Regions from separate parts of the Mus musculus genome. Here region 1 is linked to region 2. A link is a loop called in an ENCODE intact Hi-C map of the cell type or tissue named here. Cell type or tissue: gastrocnemius. All regions are shown on one strand.

Evidence for each region. Hi-C counts contacts between places; a loop is a spot of excess contacts. Peaks named below come from ENCODE experiments on the same cell type or tissue, not always from the same donor. Only the 100,000 strongest peaks of a DNase experiment are listed, where the experiment ranks them.
Region 1: it touches region 2 in a loop (2.6-fold over the local background); 2 of 42 quality-filtered maps call a loop at or near these places.

Annotation. Positions count from the first base shown.
Region 1 is chr4:149,963,324-149,965,823 of GRCm38, forward strand. No RefSeq gene overlaps it. Among named protein-coding and RNA genes, the nearest start is that of Spsb1, 9.6 kb to the left of the region's middle. In gastrocnemius, no CTCF peak of the experiment used is centred here; DNase peaks (open chromatin) are centred at 1,193 and 2,500; H3K27ac peaks cover 145 bases.
Region 2 is chr4:150,097,713-150,100,212 of GRCm38, forward strand. It overlaps Gpr157 (G protein-coupled receptor 157), which reads left to right. Exons shown (of 4, transcript NM_177366.3): 2 at 1,046-1,259. Among named protein-coding and RNA genes, the nearest start is that of Gpr157, 11 kb to the left of the region's middle. In gastrocnemius, a CTCF peak has its summit at 1,433 (motif pointing left); a DNase peak (open chromatin) is centred at 1,364.

The DNA of each region.
Region 1 (2,500 bases), 130 kb before region 2:
AAAAGCAACGTAGAAAGAAAGGGTTTATTTGGCTTGAACTCTACCACTGAGGGAAGCCAGAGCAGGAACTCAAGGCAGGAACTGAAGCAGATACCATGAAGGAATGTCTCTTCGTGGCTTGCTCTCCATGGCTTGCTCAGCTTGCTTTCTTATACAGTCTGGAACCACCTGCCTAGGGGTGACACCGCCCACGGTGGACTGAGCTTTCCCGTATCTATCATTAATCAACAAAATGTCCCTATAGACTGACTGATAGGCTAATCTTACAGAGGCATTTTCTCAGTTGGGGTTCCCTCTTCCTGGGTGACTTTCTTGGCTTATGTCAAGGTGACAAAAACAGCTAACATAGACTGTTTGTTAGACTGCTATAACCTCCTACATGTAACCTCTCGTCACTGTGTCCCCACACGGTGGAAGGGTGGAGAAAGTCTCTCAGGCCTCTTTTAGAGGGATCATCACCTAGCTCTAAGGACACAAACACTCAGTTGGCAACAGCCTGCATTGTCCTGATTATAGTGCAAATCAGCAACCCCCGTCCCCAGAGGTGGCCTTCTCACGGTCACCTGGGCATCTTTCAGAGACTAGTAGGTCCACTGTGTGCTCTGCCATAGGTGCCACCAGCCCTGCGTGGACCTCTTTCTGTTCTTCCCACTAAACACTGACCACGGAGTTGGATCCAATAAAGAAATAAAGGCATCGTTGAGGCTCAGAATTAAGGAGGGCTCCCAACTGCCAGGGGCCCCTGATTGGTCCTTCCTCTAAGAATCTTGAACCCAAGATCTCTCCTGCCAGGCAGAGCGAATAACTCATGAGTTATGGCTTCCCGGCTCTCACTGGCACCTCAAGAGGTCAGATATCCCTGGACAAGGGTCCTATAAGCACATCGGTATGCCTTGCCTCCTTCTATTGTCACAGGGTCCCCCAATCCTGAACGCTAGTCTCTCATCTGTGCATGGGGGTGCCCCGGGCTTTGAAATAGGGCCCATCTGGATACATAATGCTCTGGGACCCTGGGCAAATCAAACACCAGTCTACCCTGTGTCACCCCATCCAGCTCTCGAGAGGGCACAAGTGCCCATGACAACTCACCCCCCCCCCCGACCCTGCTCCATCTCTGAGCCATGGCAGCTCAACTCGGGGGCCGCTGAGTCTGGCTGAAGTCCCAGGCGCCCACCCAGAACCCAGAAGGCGGAGGCCTGGCATGGGTTGAGCTGAGGGACCTTTCTATTTAAAGGAAAAACACAAGGCAATATTTTTAGGTGCCAAGTAAGTTGTGTGTTGTGTGGCTTAGTGGTGGCTGACCCATCTGCAGCAAGGACTGGTCAGGGGAGGAAGGGGAAGAGATGAGCTGGCGCCTTCTGTCTCTCCGAATGGCTCAGGAGAGATTCTGACATCTGGTTTTAAGTGTGGGGTCTGTTATTTTTCCTGTTCAACTGGTGGGTTTGCCTGGAGCCCTAGGGGGGTAAAAAAAAACTCTCAGGAAATTGGTGGCAATCTGAACCCAGATCCTCTGGCCTCTGGGTCCCTGACATTAGACCACCCAGGATCTGGAACATACCAGGAGTGGGATGAACCTTTTCCGGTAGCTGCTTCAGGAAGCTGTTCTTTGCCAGGGGCCAGGGCCAGGGCTGCTCTGGGATGTTAGCCTATGCTCCCCGGGTCTGGGTTTCACAGGGTTCCAGGCGGGGCCAATGGTACAAAGGGGAAACAGCCATTCTGCAGCTAGGCAAGGCTATGGGAGCTTCATTTAAGGCTCAGGGAGAAGCTGTACCTCCCTTAATAGGCCTAGGGTAGGAGGTGGTCTGTGCCATTGTGGCCAAGCTGGGTTGTAAACCTGCTTCCACAAGCCAGCTCTGCTGTAAGAGTATCCTCTTACAAAGGCACTGGCCTTTCAAAGGGTTTTTTAGTCCTAGCCAGGTATAGTGGCACACACCCCTAATCCCAGAACTTGGAAAGAGGAGACAGGAGAACCAGGAGTTCAATGCCAGCTTCCCAGCAAGTTTGAGGCCAGTCTGGACTATATGAGACCCTGTCTCAACAGCCAAAGACAGAAGAGAGCCAGCCAGATGGCTCAATGGATAAAAACCATAAACCTGAAGATCTGAGTTCAATGTCCAGAAACCGCAGTCGGGACAGAGCCGACTCCCAGTCCTCTGACCTCAACAGGCATGTTGTGTGTTGTAACCTGCTTGTTCACAAACGGGGGTTGGGGGTGGGAGGAGGAATAGATAAAATATTAAAAGGAAAGTGGTGGGGGTGCTCAGTCTCTCCGAGTAGGTCCTATTAATCTGAGAACGTCAGGAAATCAGATCATGGCAACTGCCAAAGCCTGAAAGGCAGCTTCCGCTGCTGCAGCTTGCAGCTTGCAACTTGCACGGGGTAAGAGGGGGTGAGGCCAGGCCCATGGGACTGGCCCCCAGCTGAGGGTCGGTTTCTCCTGAGGAGTCCCCTCTACCTGGCTGCACACAGGCTGGGCTCGGCAGTGTTCAGGGCTGTGGTT
Region 2 (2,500 bases):
GTGAGCCACCATGTGGTTGCTGGGAATTGAACTCAGGACCTCTGGAAGAGCAGTTAGTGCTCTTAACCGCTGAGCCATCTCTCCAGCCTGGTGTTCTTTGACCCTTACCATGCTACACTTCCACCACATAAGAAAAGAGGCCTTAGGGCCAAGGGGATTTACCCATAGCCTAGGATTCTAGACCCTGGATTCTCCCAAATCCTTCAGCCCCAAGCTCCCCCTAGTTGCTGAGACTGACTGGAGTGTTTAAGCCTTGGCGTACATGCTGATGTTTGCAGACCGGGGCCCACACCCCTCAATGCAGGGCTTGTAGAAACGGGAACCATCTGGCCGCACCTTCTTTTAAAATTATTTCCTTTTTCAGTATGAGTGTTTTGCCTGTGTGTCTGTCTGCTCACCTGTGCCAGAAGAGGGGGATGGCCTGAAACTGGAGTTACCCATTTGTACCAGTCTGCAAATACCAGCATTTGTGTGAGGTTTCAACCCTCCTTCAGTCCCCTGGCAACCTGGGGCAGCTTGGGGTTGGGAGAAACCAGGGTCTGGATTGGGAATTGTACGCTACGGGTGGGCAGCAAATCCCCTCGGCCCCAGATGGTTGTGAGTTACCATGTGGTGCTTAGACTCCTGGAAGAGCAGACAGTAATCTTGACCACTGAGCTGCGTTTTGAGAGTCTCACTCTGTAGCCCAGGCTAGCATCTCACTGTGTAGTCCAGGTTGACCTGGATCTCACAGTGGTCTATCTGTCTCCACCTCTCAAGCGCTGAGCTACAGGCAGTTACCAGCATGCTCAGTTTCTGTGGTGCTAGAGAGGGCCATCTGTCTCCCTTCTAACCAAGCCACATCCCCAGCCCTAAAGTCCTGGCATTCTAAATTAGAGCAGGCTTTCCCATGCCCTTCCTGCCCTCCCTTGTTTTGTAGGAGCACTGATGCTGGTTTGGGGAGCACTGTCCTCTTCTGAGAGAACCCCAGTCAGTTTTGCCCATGCTAACACTATAGGGTGTTATGGGCTAACCTTGGCATCTCTCTCTTCTCATTCTTCTTCAGCTGGGGTGTCCCGTTGGCCATCACAGTGGCAGCCGTCTCTCTAAAGAAGATAGGCTATGATGCCTCGGATGTGTCTGTGGGCTGGTGCTGGATCAACCTGGAGGCTGAGGACCGTGTCCTGTGGATGCTACTGACCGGGAAGCTGTGGGAGATGCTGGCTTATATCTTGCTACCTCTGCTGTACCTTTTGGTCAGAAAGCACATCAACAGGGCGGTAGGTGCCACTGCACTGGCCCTTAGGGGACAGGCTGTATCTCTGAAGACCCAAACTAACGCTAAGCCATAGGGACTGTGTACCTGGGCCGACTTCCAGGCTGAGCTGGCTCAGACAGATAAAAGGTAGCTGGACCGCAGAGCTACATTTTGCACATGGTCCTGCACTGCCCCCTTGTGGTAAGATTCGGTATTACATTAAGAAATTAACATCAAGGTCAAGGATGCTACTAAGTAGAGTTGGCCACAGATAACGCACCTAGTTACCCTCGGCGATCAGAATTATGGAGACCACAAATCCACGGGGATATCCCGAAAAGGAGGCTTGTCCTATGAAGGATGGGAGCCTATAAACTGATCAGTAGCTAAAGCAGTGATGGCTTCCAAAGAAGTGCACTGAGTTCAGACTCCAGCCAGTGAGAGCCCCATTTCCTAACGTGTATTTATGTACTTTTTTTTTTGAGACGGGCCTTGTTTTGTTGAGATGGGGTAACATGTAGCTCAGGCTGGCCTTGAACTCATGATATAGTCCTGTCAAGGATGACCTTACATTTCTGCTCCTGCTTCCACCTTCCTGTTAGGATTACAGGCACGTACCAGCATACCAGTTCGGCAGTGCTGGGGCTGGAACCCAGGGATTCATGCACGCTAGGTGAGAGCTCCATCAGATGTACTATATCCCTTAGCCCGGAGACAGAGTCTGATCTGGCTCAGACTGGCATCACACAGCTGAGGACAACCTTAAACTCTTGTTTCTCCTGCCGCTGCCTCTCAAGCAGTGAGAAACTTTAAGTTTTTAATCCCCTGAGTTTTCAAGGCAGAAACCCTGGGAGGGTGTGTCTTACTGGGTTGCTTTGTCCTTCCGTGCTTGAGATTGACCCAGTAGCCCTGGCTGACCTTGAACTCACAGAATCCACCTGCCTCTGCCTCTCCAGTGCTGGGATTAAAGACTATCCTGTCTGGCCCTGAGCAGCCACTTTTGACTGACAGATGCTTCTTGTAGGTATCTGTGTTCTTGGGACACCTCATCCCTGTACAGCATTTACATCTGTGTCTTCTGAGACCCTGGCTCTCCATTTAGCTGATCCTCACCTGCGCCATGTCCTTGCTGGCTCCACTGGAGTCCTGGCTGCAGGGCAGGGCCAACAGTGTGTCCCACACAGACAAGTGGCTGAGCCTTTCTGGATGCCCGTATACATCCTCCCACTGGGAAGATGAGGGCTGCTCCTGGAGAATGAAGCC